Linked DNA regions of Homo sapiens: regions 1 and 2 are each linked to region 3. Evidence: chromatin contacts called from ENCODE Hi-C or POLR2A ChIA-PET data. All regions are on one chromosome and are shown on one strand. The core of a region is the stretch at or near the end of the contact, and the rest is flanking DNA. Distances in the headings are between cores, read along the strand shown.

Region 1 (4,368 bases), core at 468-2,967, 260 kb before region 3:
TCACAAAATTCCTGAATATTTAACTATTGGTTCTAGAGAGCAGGACTGGGCTTACTCCAGCATACTGCTTTAAATATATCCATGTCTACATCCACTTTTGTCTGTATGTCTATGTATCTATCTATGTATCTATCTAGCTATGTATCTATCTATCTATCTATCATCTATCTATCTATCATCTATCCATCTATCATCTATCATTTATCCATCTATCATCTATCTACTTATATATTATCTATCTATCATCTAACTATTCATCTATCTATCCCAATATAACTTGCTGTGATAAAGGAAATAGTCTATTGTTTTACTGTTTCATATAGAAATCACTAGACACATATGGCTATTGAGCACTGGATATGTGGCTAGTGCCATTGAAGATCAATTTTAAATGGTATTTCAGTTTAATTTAATAAAATTTGATTTTAAATAGCCACTAGTGGGTAGTGGCTACCATATTGGACAGCAGAGCTCTAAACTTTGAGATTATAGTTCAATTTCACATCAGTATCATCAGGTTCATGATAACTGAATACTATGATTAGGTAGTTGAATTTACTTATAACTGCATCACAGAAGTCTTCACTGGTAAATCACAGCTCTGTCGACCTTTCTCACACTCCTTTCATATTGGTTTTGGTTGTGAATTACATGGTTGGAGCAGGCATTATATTTATTTCTATGTTCCAGGTCTCTAAAGGTCCTAATCCAGTCCTGATCAAACAGACCAGTGATGGACCATCCTGAGCTTCTCTCAGGAGAAAAATCAAGAGGGGCCCAACTTGTAATCATAGGAGCTTATGCTATTTTAATGCCATCCATCAGACTACAATCAATTACCACTCATCTAGCTTTTTGTCCATCTCTCATTCTTGTACATCCTGAGATAGTCAATTCTGAGAACTGTAGCCTAGATCTATCACCTGATGCCTCTCAAAGATATAATCCGTGCTTCTCAAGCTAGGCTATGCACACAAATCACTGCATCTTGTGAAAGTTCAGATTTTGAATCAGTAGTTCAAGGGTGGGGTTTGAGATTTTGCATTTCTAATGAGCTCTCAGATGCTTCTGACCCATGGACCACACTTTGAATACCAAGAAGTGGTCTGTAGACCAATATTGGTCCCTTAAGTTCCCTCAAACATATCTTCGGGAAACGTCCTTTGATTTTCCCTACATTTAACCATTAGTGTTGCAAATTCTCTCAAAGTTTGTCAAGATATATTGTAGCTAAAATAAATTACATTTTTCTTGGGGGAGAGTACTACCTCATATTAACTTACAATAAAGTACTTTTAGGATCATTCAAGGAACACACCCATAACACTGAGTATGTTATGCGGAAATGCTCTCTCTGGAAATTACACAGCTGTGCAGGTGGCGGGGGTGGCATGAGGAGGAGTGGATGGCCCACATTCTCGAAGACCTTGGGGAAAACTGGATTAAAATGATTTGCCTTATTCTGGTTCTGTAAGATACACATCAGAATGAAACCACCCCCAGTGTACCTCTGAATTGCTTTTCTATTCTTTTCCCTTAGGGATTTGAGGGCTTCACTTAGATTTCTCTTCATCTAAACTGTGATGCCCTACATTGATCTGATTTACCTAAAATGTCTTTCCTCTCCTTTCAGCTCTGTCCGATCTGGAGCTCGTGGCCCAATCAATTATCTTTATTTTTGCTGGCTATGAAACCACGAGCAGTGTTCTCTCCTTCATTATGTATGAACTGGCCACTCACCCTGATGTCCAGCAGAAACTGCAGGAGGAAATTGATGCAGTTTTACCCAATAAGGTGAGTGGATGGTACATGGAGAAGGAGGGAGGAGGTGAAACCTTAGCAAAAATGCCTCCTCACCACTTCCCAGGAGAATTTTTATAAAAAGCATAATCACTGATTCTTTCACTGACTCTATGTAGGAAGGCTCTGAAAAGAAAAAGAAAGAAACATAGCAAATGGTTGCTACTGGCAGAAGCGTAAGATCTTTGTAAAACGTGCTGGCTCTGGTTCATCTGCTTTCTATTACTACAATAATGCTAAGTAAAAAACCTCCAAAAACCTCAGTGGCATCTAACAATAAGCATTTGTTGCTCACACTCATTTCACATTGGTTTTGGTTGTGAATTACATGTTTGCAGCAGGCACCATAGTGGTGTGTGATGTCCCCTTAGCTGTATCCACATATGGACACAGGAATTTGCTCTTTTTATCTCTTTTTATTTTCTTGGTTACAGACATGTGACTTTTTTTTTTGAAAGGTAACAATCACTTTCTCATATGTTATTTGATGCTAGTGGTCATAGCCTATTAGTCACATTTGTTTCAATGAGAAAGAAAAACCAGTACACGGTTATGCTAAGGATTTCAGTCCCTGGGGTGAGAGCCGTCTCGAATGTCTCCCCACTTCATAACTCCTCCACACATCATAGTTGGATAGTGAGCTCTGCTGATATTGGCAGGACTTGCTCTGGTCTGGCTGTAGTCTGACGGAGCCTGGCCCTGGGTGTGCTGTGCAGGCTGACTCAGCTCTCCCCACACCTATCTCATGTTCCAGTCAGGCAGTAACTGGTGAAGAAGCCAAGCTAGGAACCAGGATATCTGGCTCCTGAGCTAAAGTCTTAAAACACTATCATATTGCCTTCCAAATATAACACCAAATACTAGGTGCATATCACCCACACTGTTTTCAGACCTCTGCCAAAATTGGGATTCTTTGTGGTATGAAGAGACACGGCTTTGGGGCTGGCCCGGCTGTGGCAGTGAGGTGAACACAAAGGGATGTTCTTCAGAGATTACAGTCCAGCCCTGAAGCAACAACTAGGAGACTGTTTCAGCAAGTGAGGACAGGGCTGTGTGGGGTTCTATCCTCTTTATAACTTCCACTAGCACTGAAATCGTGTTCTCTGGTTACATCCAACCAGAACCTTCTTTGTCATTTTTGGGATAGAAAGGGACTAGTTTATCCTCAAATTATTTATGGAGATTTTATATAATATAGTGTTTCTCTCCACATTTTCTGTATATAACAAAAGTCCTCCTTTTAGTGTGTGTATACACATATATATACACATATATATGTGTGTGTGTATGTGTGTGTGTATATATATATAGACATATATACACGGTTATGCTAAGGATTTCAGTCCCTGGGGTGAGAGCCTTCCCGAATGCTTCCCACCTTCATAACTCCTCCACACATCTCAGTGGGCCACTGAGCACAGCAATGGGCATGACAGTTATTAAAACACTTTATAAATGCTTCGATCCTTTACCAGTATGAGTTAGTCTCTGGAGCTCCTAATACTTCATTAGTACTGCATGGACTGAGTTAAAAGTTAATTCAAAATCTCAATTTATCCAAATCTGTTTCGTTCTTTCCAGGCACCACCCACCTATGATACTGTGCTACAGATGGAGTATCTTGACATGGTGGTGAATGAAACGCTCAGATTATTCCCAATTGCTATGAGACTTGAGAGGGTCTGCAAAAAAGATGTTGAGATCAATGGGATGTTCATTCCCAAAGGGGTGGTGGTGATGATTCCAAGCTATGCTCTTCACCGTGACCCAAAGTACTGGACAGAGCCTGAGAAGTTCCTCCCTGAAAGGTACAAGGCCCCTGGGAAGGGAGCCCTCCCTGAACCAGCCTGGTTCAAGCATATTCTGCCTCTCTTAATCTACAGGACAGTCATGTGGTTGTATAATTATTTGCTTGTATTTTTATATTTAGAGATTTTTTTAATCATCAAATTGATTATTGTCACACTTTACAAACCATAGACTAGAAAAAAGAAAACTACAGTCATCCACAATTCCAACAACTTACGATGAAGGTCATCAGTTATGTCCTTATGGGTCATCAGTGTCCAAAATGTAAGGACTCTTTTAAAAACACATGATCACAATGCTATTATTATGTCCCCCAAATGAATATTTTTTTCATAAATATAATCAAATATTTAGGAATAACATTTTAATAAAAAACATGCATCTAATCTTCAAAGAATTTTATAGCTTACTGGAACAGATAGACAAAGAAAGCAGTGATGATACTGCATTACATCGGTACAGTAGCATCATATGCCTGTGTAAATTATCTGACTTCAACTATTCTATGGAGGTGTGGGGGAGAAAGAGGGAGAGATGGAGAGAAGAAGAAGGAGGAGAAGGAGGGAGAAGACAAGGTAAGGAGGAGAAGGAGGAGAATTAGAAAAACAAGAGAGGAGATGAGAAGGAAAGTGCAAAATAACAATTTTGAAATAGTACAAGACAATTTCCCCTTCTCCTTCCTCATGACCAATGTAAGTGTGACTTGAGGCAGGAACCTACTTTTCCATCAGTCAGTCCCATCACTTATGTGCCTTTTAT
Region 2 (4,347 bases), core at 1,005-3,504, 320 kb before region 3:
GAATTACAGGTATGAGCCACCATGCCTGGCCCTGCTAAGATTCTTTTTCATGAGATTATAGGGAGGGGGCTCAAGACCATTGCTTTTTTTTAGGAGGATCTTCCTTTAGGTATGAGAACTTCAGAGAAAGCCCCTTCCTATATTTTGGGAGAAATAGCAGGGTTGGGAGACAGGAGAACATAAGAGTTAGCTTGGTTCTGAAGACTTTCTGAGACCTTTCAATTTCCTTTGGTTCAAAGTCCTCAACATGCTTAAGTGCCATATTTTGGGGTTTCATTTTTGGAGCCCCAACTTTCCCCTGTCATAAACTTCCCTAGAAAATGTACATACTAAAGCTGAGTTGATGCTTGTGGAGAGGACAATTGAATTGGTAGCTGAGTCGCAAGGAATCACATTAAACCAGTATAAACCAGTCTCACATTCCTAGCAATGTCAATCCAGTTAAACAGCTGTGCCTCATTTCAGGAGGTGATGTTGCAGGTCTGCTGTCATGAAAGATAGGTCTGTATATGGTGCAGTTAAACAGGTACTTAATAAGAGGTCATTCTACCAAAGCAAAAGGAGACCAAAAGTTAATCATTTAGCAGACTAGTTTCTGAGTTCACAGGGCAGCCAGACAAAAAGATTTCTACATGTTGGTTTTGAAACAGCTCCAGTTGGAGTAGAGGTAGGCAATGGTGATCTGACAGATTTTTTTTCTCTCCTATAGCTCCTTAGGGCCAGATCTGAAAGACTTTAAGTTGTTGCAATTTCTCTGGAGTCTGCTCTATCACAAAGAATTCTGCAAAAATCACATTTCCTGCCTTTGTGGACCAAACCAATGTATTTCTTAAATGTATTTGATATCTCATGCCTCCCTAAAAGAATAAAACCAAGCTGCACCCTGACCACCTTGGGTACATGTTCTTAAGACCTCCTGAAGGCTGTGTCATGGGCCATGGTCACTCATATTTGGCCCAGAATAAATCTCTTCAAGTATTGTACAGAGTTTGGCTCTTTTTGTTGGCAGCATGTATTAACTCATTCTCTATTACAATTCCCCTGTCTTGATGAATGGGCTCTGTTGAGGCAGGGGGCAAGGTGAATCTCTTGGGTGGTTACAGTGAAAATCCATACAAAATTTTACATGCATATGTGCTGGAGGCCCACAATATATGAGACTAAAATAAGGACTGAATGAGTAAAGCTTAAATAGCATTGTAAGCTAAAAAGTAGGGAGTGGCTTCTGATAGGGAGTTTCTGACACAAGTTATGGGAAGGTGAAGGGAGAAAACACATGATGAACAAAGGTTATTTTATTGTGGAGATAAAGTCTCTCAGGTAGCAGTGCTCCAAAGAATAAGTATTATCAAACTTTTTCTCTTTTCCTGTGAATTAGTTTTCTGATTGATGAGATTATTTGGAGAGGCTCAAGACAATTGCATTCTTTTTGGAAGATCTTCCCTTAGTCAGATAAGAGAACTTCAGAGCAACCCTGCACTTCAGGAGGGAAAGAATGGGGGATGGGTAGACAGAAGAGGGTCAGAGATTCTGAAGACATTTGTGAAGTCTTTCAGTCTTCTTTAGTTCAAACTACTCAGTATGACAAAGTTTTATTTTTTTTTTTGAGACGGAGTCTTGCTCTGTCACCCAGGCTGGAATGCAGTGGTGCAATCTCCGCTCACTGAAACCTCTGCCTCCTGGGTTCAAGCGATTCTCCTGCCTCAGCCTCCCAAGTAGCTGGGATTACAGGTGTGTGCCACCATGCCTGACTAATTTTTGTATTTTTAGTAGAGAAGGGGTTTCACCATGTTGGTCTGGCTGGTCTTGAACTCCTGACCTTGTGATTGGCCTGCCTCCACCTCCCAAGTGCTGAGATTACAGGTGTGAGCCACCGCACCCAGACTAAATTTTACATTTTCAAATGTTGTATTAGGAGTCCTAACATATTAATAATATTTTATGTGTTCACAGTATTTGGCACTTAGGTAACTTCCCCTCCGTTATCTCTTTTATCTTCAAAACAAATAAGAAAAAGATGGGCCCAATTAGCACTTCAGGTCTTAGAGTTAAGAGCAAACATGCCTGCATAGTTACTCACATATAGAGGAGTACCAGGCTGGTAGCCACAAGAACCCATGTTTCCATGGCAAAGTTTGGAATGAGATCCATCACCAGTTTTCTTTTTCAGCTCTGTCTTCTGAGTTTTTCTTTCAGCTGTGTGCTGCTCTTTGCTGGGCTGTGCATATAGAGCTTTGTTTCTCTGCCCAGAGGTGATTTAGTTAATGTTAACAGCGATATTTATGTGCTGGAGAAGGAGGTGGGTCTACAGCGGCAGCCAGTAGAAAAGCCACTTATGCTACTCCTCATATGGAGGGATTTGGGTACCCTTTTCAAATTGACAATTGGCAAATAATTATGGCTGTCCTTATTTTGGCCTCCTTTGATTTCCTATTCTGTGAACAATCAGTAAACAAATCAGTCACTGCTATTGGTAAGCCCAAAGGTTATAGATTCTCAGGAACCTAAAGAAAAATACTTCTGCAAGAACATCTGCCCAGCAACTGCCTGTCCAACCTCAAACTGATGTCAGTCTTGTTATTGATCTTTATAGCCAAGGATAATCATTCCAAAACAAATATGTAATCCTTCTCATTATTTTTTTAAACTTTGTCTTACTTTACCTACCTGAATAAGCACATAGTTTACCTTGGCACGCATATTCCCATTGCAATGCTTTATTCCCAAATAAAAATAATTCTTTTTAGAAAGCCTATCTCTGTTTGTTATCTAGGTTGCCAAATCATGCCTCCAGGTAAACAGACAAGAAGGACTCCCTGTGCCTCAAAAGCAAAAACAAACCCAAGAGGCCATGGCAGGTTTAGGTGATGGTCATGTTCTCTGTGTTCTTAGTAAGTGTTGCAAAACCTATTTTTCTGTAGCCAAGTCAAATAACATTTTCTGAAAAAATCTGTACCTGGGAATTTTCCAACTGCTCACCAACAGATCATGTGGTAAGAACTAACTGACCACCTAGGAACAGCCAATTAAGAGACATGTGACTTGGGGCTTAAAGGCTGTCTAATCAAGACTCTTTTCTTCACTCCTCTGACTCCTCTATCCTGCTCTGTGGTTTTTGACTTTATAGCTCTCCACCTCCGAGGCTGCATCTCCTCAATCTGCAGACTGTGTTTTATAGAAAATGAAGCTCTCCCTCTGTCCTCCACAGATCCCACAATCTTTACTCATATTTCCTGGTGATGAGGAAGGGATCAAAATTGGCTCTCAAGATCCTCTCCCTTGTCATCTGGACTAATCAATGCATTGGCACCAGCAAGAGTCCTCTAAGCTCAGTTATCTTCCTGGCCTGGCTGTTTTGTGGAAAAATCAGTAAATCCTCTTACATCCAAGATCTCACATTTAGGATGAGGTCTTGAGGTCTTTATTTTTTTCAGGGAACCTGCCCTTCTGGCTCTATGGCTACCCACTTGTGGGGTATGCTTGCACTTGGAGGGGCATGCCCATGTTTCTTGGGGTGCATTCATGCTGCATCAAGCAAGTTCATGCCTCACAGGATACTCCATGCTTCAGTGTTGCAAGGACTATCGCATTTTATTTGCCCTTGAAGGGACCCCTTCCTAAGGTGAGGGCTATGCATAACCTAGGTCCTAAGGCCATGGTCTCTAAGGCCTGCCATCGGGTAATTCGGTGGCTCTGTCTCTGATCAATCACTATCAGGTACTCTGGCAGTTTTTCAAGTTTAAAATTTAAAGGTAAAGGCTCGACAGAAATGGATGTGAGAGATACACCTAAATTGAACTCCGAAGCATGCAATGAGGATAAGAGGAGTCTGGACTTCTCAAAGACAGTAAGAGGCTTTCTTTCAATCTGCATTTTTGAAAGTTTCAAACACAATTGGGACTTTGGCTGTGTTTTACTAGGAGACTAACCTGAAGAGTTAACCCATGTCTCAGAAAATCTGAAAAACTTGAAGACCCTAAAATGGAGAGTCCCATATCTTCCTGCTGCTGCACTTGCATTCTACCTCCACTTTTCCCTTTTTACCATCACTGTCTTTGTCTGGAACATTGCAGGGACCTGGCAACTTGGTACCAGCAGGGGCCATTGAGCCCCTGGCTCCTTCATGATGATTGAAAACTGGGTGGGTCTCTCATGAGTTTTGGACTTCCCACTTGATTGACAGCTGTCAGTTTTGTTCAGCTAGTTGTTCTTACCCCTGGATAAAAGGGGGTGAAAGAAAGTCTCTTTCTTTGAGACTTACTGTTTCTCAAGAAGGGGGAATCACTCTGTATTTCTCCTCCATAAACATATGAATGAATATGTATGCTATTTCTCCCATTAATCTCC
Region 3 (4,693 bases), core at 2,125-4,624:
GAGCTACCGTGCCCGGCCTACACATGTATTTCTAAGCCAACAATTTTGAGTTTCAAGCATTCCTTCTACAGTTAATTTTATATACATATATTTTTTCAATTTAAATTTTTTTAACTTTTTACTTTTTTTTGAAATAGGGTATGCCTCTGTCACACAGGCTGGAATACAGTGGCAAAATCACAGCTCACTGCAGCCTCAAACTACCAGGTTCAAGGGATCCTGCTGCCTCAGCCTCTTGAGTAGCTGGAAGTATAAGTGCATGCCACCACACCCAGCTAATTTTTTGTTTGGTTTTTCTGGTAGAGATGGGGTCTCGCTATGCTACCCAGGCTGATGTGGAACTCCTGGTCTTAAGTGATCCTCCCACCTCAGGTGCCCAAAATGCTGGGATTACAGGTGTGAGCCACTGCGCCCAGCCTATATATATACATATATATATACACACACACATAAATATACACATATATATACACATATATATACATATATATACATATATATATACACATATACATATATACACACATATATATACACATATATACATATATACACATATATACACATATATACGCATATATATACATATATACGCAAACACATACATTATGTATATTACATACACACATATATACAGACATATATGTGAGATAGTCATTGCAGCAAAGTTTGTTATAATACAAATTTAGAAACAATCTCAAGGAACAATTTAAATGGAACAACTCAAACTCCTTCCATAAAAGTTAATACAATGCAATTTCAGAGAGTGAGATAGCTGCAATGGCAGTGGCGTGGAAGAAACCAAGATATAAGAAAAAAGAGGCAGAAGTGCACAGTGACTTAAAAGACATTTGCGTTTTTCCAAAGTATGAGACGTATATATGCTTATACATACAGAATATGGTACAGCTCTGTAAGAATACACAGGTGAGAACTAGGCAGTTGAGAGAAATTGGGGATGGGAGGAAAACTTACTTTTCATTACAACCTTATGTACCTCTTTGAATTTTGTATCATGTCACTCAAAAAATAAATACAGTGGCCGGGCATGGTGGCTCACGCCTGTAATCCCAGCACTTTGGGAAGCCGAGGTGGGAGGATCACGAGGTCAGGAGATCGAGACCATCCTGGCTAACACGGTGAAACCCCGTCTCTACTAAAAATACAAAAAAAAAAAAAAAAAAAATTAGCCGGGCCTGGTGGCGGACGCCTGCAGTCCCAGCTACTCCGGAGGCTGAGGCAGGAGAATGGCGTGAACCCGGGAGGCGGAGCTTGCAGTGAGCCGAGATCGCACCACTGCACTCCAGCATAGGCGACAGAGCGAGACTCCGTCTCAAAAATAAATAATTAAATAAATACAGTAATTTAAAAAATAAATAAGATCGCAGATTGTCTTCTACAGGTTAACACACTGGATATTGCTTCTCTTTGCTGGAGTGGCAGGAAGTCACAGGGTACCTAATCCCAGGAGAACAAAAGAATATGAATGAAGCAGCAGAGGACTAAGAATCTCACCCCTGCTCAGCAGATGGTTCACTCCTCTCCTTCATTGCTCATATAGCTTCTCTTTGACTCACCTGCTGTCTGCGTTCCTCAAGTTCTCGCTGTATATTTTCTATCACGGCCACCGCCTCTTCTCCACTTTCAGGGTGATGTTCCCTCACCCAGGGCTGGAACTCTTCAGGCAGGATGGTCAGGAACTGCTCCAGCACCAGCAGCTCCAGGATCTGCTCCTTCGTGTGCAGCTCGGGCCTCAGCCACTCACAGCAGAGCACCCGGAGTTGGCTGAGAGCCTCCCGGGGTCCTGAAGCCTCATGGTACTGGAAGTGCCTGAAGCGCTGGTAAAAAGTCTCAAACGTTGGCGGGTTGTACTCCTGCATCCAGGTGCAGTCTTCTTCTTCCACCTTCACTATGAAAAGGTCTTCCTGCTCCTGGGAAGTCTCAGCTGGGGGGTCTAAGTCTATAACTTCTCGGGATTCGGTCATTATCATTCCAACTCAGAGGGAAGTCTTCGAGGCTGGCTGTGTTACACTGAAACAATTGTTTTTCTGCTCTTTAATATCTTCTGAAGGACACTTTCAGTAGCATGCAACCTACTGATGTATTGGGCATCATTATTAGCAAAGACAGATGGCAAAGAGGTCATCTATACTAAAGACGACCACTCAACAAAGTAATTTACTTAAAAATAGGTACTACAAGGTAGCCATCACTTCACCCACAAAATGATAATAAGGAATAACCCCAACATTTTAAAAGTGTAAAAGAGAGCCATACAAATCTGACATCAGGCCCAACCTAAAACACAGTTTTAGAGTGAAGAACTTTACATTCCATATAAATAACGGGACGAGACTAACTAGTCCAGACGCAGCCGCTCTTTCTCTCTACCATAAGACGAACTTAAGTCGGAATAAGGGTGAAAATCATTATAATGGTCAAAACTGAGCCTGTTCTCTAAGCTACAAGAGCTTGACAGGCCAAGGGGAGACTCCATCGGTCCCAAAGAGAAGCAGCGTTTATAAGGTACAGATCTGGACCTGGATTCCTCAGAATGGCCCCTGACCCCGAGATACAGAGACTGTGGCCCGGTCAAGGTTAGGGACAGGACCCCCGTCCAGTCACGAAGCCCCTGCCCCCTCCCCTCAAGGCCCCACTCTAGGGGAGCTCTCCTGGAACATCAAGCTCCCCGCAGCCGAGGCTGGGAAGATGCGGTTCTTCCCACGGAGAGAAACCGAAGCCGACACTCCCCAACACTTCCTCGCCGGAAGTAACCAAGTCCAATCTTGCCCTGTCCAACGGGGTTAAACCGTTAGATCCCACCCCCCCCCGAAAGCACTTCCGCGTCCTCTCTAGGAATCCCGGAGGACCTCACCTCGCACGGGGGGCGGACCAATCGGCGGGGAGATGGGACGCGGGCCCCGAGTCCCAGCCCACCCTCAGTGACTCGGACGTCTCCAGGGCCCCCGAAGCCGCTCGCACAGCATCACCAAAGCGGGGAGGCAAACGGAGCCACTCTCTCCCCTGCTCCATCCCAAAGCCATTCAAACAGCCCAAGCTCCTCCCCTTTCCGTGGGGCGGGGAAGGGGGCGGGGCCTCCAGAGTTGGGCTGAGGTTGCTCGTGTCTGATTGGCCGGGGAGCTTGCGCCTTCCCCCACCCCCAACGCTCTGCGCCCCGATTTGAAGTAGGTCTGTACCTTGCTGACAGCCCGCAAACCTCGCTTATGTTGAATTTGGGGCCCTTAGGTTTTCTTCACCCGCATCCTCGCTACTCTCACCACCCACTTTCCAAACAAACCCACCTCTTGACCACCGCAGTCGGCTCAGAAGGCCGACATCTTCAACGTCACACCCGCGAGTCGCAGGGGCCAGCTGTTCCCGGAACTACATCTCCCAGGAGGTGGCGCGCGGGACTCGCCGGTTGGCCAATGGGGGGCGGCTCTCTTTGCAGCCTCGGTCTCGCGAGCCTATCAGAAGGTGGCAGGGCCCGGAGTCGTGTCCTCGGGAGCCAAGGCTGGAAGGCTGGGAGTGGGCGGAGGGAGCGGGGCATCCCTTTGAAGAGAGGGGCGTTGCTTACGCAGGGCTTCCCTGGCCAAGGGGGTCTCGTCCTTAATGATACCTCTCTTCAGCCAGGCGCGGGGTCCCACGCTTGTAAGCCTAGCTAGTGGACAGGCTGAAGAAGCAGGATCGCTTGAGCCCAAGAGTTCGAGACCAGCTCGGGCAACATAGCGAGACCCCTGTCTATTAGAAATACCCTCCCTTGGCCGGGCTCGGTGACTCACACCTGTAATGCCAGCACTTTGGGAGGCCGAGGTGGGTGGATCACCTGAGGCCAGGAGTTCGAGACCAGCCTGGCCAACATGGTGAAACCCCGTCTCTACTAAAAATACAAAAACTTAGCTGGGCGTGGTGGCGCGAGCCTGTAATCTCAGCCACTTGGGAGGCTGAGGCAGGAGAATCACTTGGACCCGGGAGGCTGAGGATGCAGTGAGCCGGGATCGCACCATTGCACTCCAGCCTGGGCAACATAGTGAGACCCCATCTCTTAGTAATAATCTCCCGTTTTTGTTTTGTTTTGTTTTGTTTTTTGAGACGGAGTCTCGTTGTCCCCCAGGCTGGAGTGCAATGGCACGATCTCGGCTCACTGTAACCTCTGCTCCCAGGTTCGGGCAATTCTCCTGCCTCAGCCTTTCGAGTAGCTGGGATTACAGGCACACTCACCACGCCCGGCTTATTTTGTATTTTTAGTAGAGACGGGGTTTCCCCATGTTGGCCAGGCTGGTCTCGAACTCCTGACCTCAGGTGATGCGCCCGCATCGACCTCCCAGTGCTCTCCTTTTCATATGGTGCTTTATAGTTTCCAGGCCCCAGCCCTCCCCTCCCCCTACGCCCCGCGCAGTTTACAAAGTTGATGGGCAGGCAGGAGAAGAGTTACTGTTGCCACTGTTTTACAGGCGCGAAGGAAGGAACTGCTGTGAAATTGCAGCATCTGCAAAAAGATGAGAAGATATTTAGAAGTTAAAGGTCTCTTTTCAGGGAGCCCAAAATCTTGCATTTTAAGTAGCTTCCTATCTAGGACCAAACCCCCGGTGAATGTTTGCAATGCCCGTATTTTGTGTGTTAGTGAGTTGGTATAGAATTTTGCACCTATGGCTTAATTTTGTTGCTCGTATAAAGTTGTTTAATGTCTATG

What was found. A loop is a pair of places that touch in the nucleus more often than their neighbours do. ChIA-PET counts read pairs that join two places held with the same protein, here RNA polymerase II (POLR2A). Pooled maps may share reads with other maps.
Region 1: a loop to region 3 is called in a map with no recorded cell type, with 4 times the contacts of the local background. The contact joins the promoter of CYP3A4-AS1 here to the promoter of ZKSCAN5 in region 3. A Hi-C loop is called at or near these places in 2 of 37 single-sample maps with no recorded cell type and 3 of 50 pooled maps. POLR2A ChIA-PET finds 5 or more read pairs at or near these places in 1 of 52 experiments (MCF 10A).
Region 2: a map with no recorded cell type shows a loop between it and region 3 (3-fold over the local background). The contact joins the promoter of CYP3A43 here to the promoter of ZKSCAN5 in region 3. A Hi-C loop is called at or near these places in 1 of 168 maps with a recorded cell type or tissue (sciatic nerve), 11 of 37 single-sample maps with no recorded cell type and 9 of 50 pooled maps. POLR2A ChIA-PET finds 5 or more read pairs at or near these places in 1 of 52 experiments (MCF 10A).

What each region holds. Positions count from the first base shown.
Region 1 is chr7:99,761,281-99,765,648 of GRCh38, reverse strand. CYP3A4-AS1 (CYP3A4 antisense RNA 1) reads right to left here and starts at 1,717. Exons shown (of 1, transcript NR_198962.1): 1 at 1-1,717. It overlaps CYP3A4 (cytochrome P450 family 3 subfamily A member 4), which reads left to right. Exons shown (of 13, transcript NM_017460.6): 10 at 1,634-1,794; 11 at 3,382-3,608. RefSeq lists an enhancer at 1,738-2,018.
Region 2 is chr7:99,825,920-99,830,266 of GRCh38, reverse strand. It overlaps CYP3A43 (cytochrome P450 family 3 subfamily A member 43), which reads right to left and starts at 2,254. Exons shown (of 13, transcript NM_057095.3): 1 at 2,081-2,254. The coding sequence starts at 2,151.
Region 3 is chr7:99,503,343-99,508,035 of GRCh38, reverse strand. It overlaps ZKSCAN5 (zinc finger with KRAB and SCAN domains 5), which reads right to left and starts at 3,374. Exons shown (of 7, transcript NM_145102.4): 1 at 3,303-3,374; 2 at 1,578-2,031. The coding sequence starts at 1,991. RefSeq lists enhancers at 2,708-2,787, 3,168-3,347, 3,738-3,787.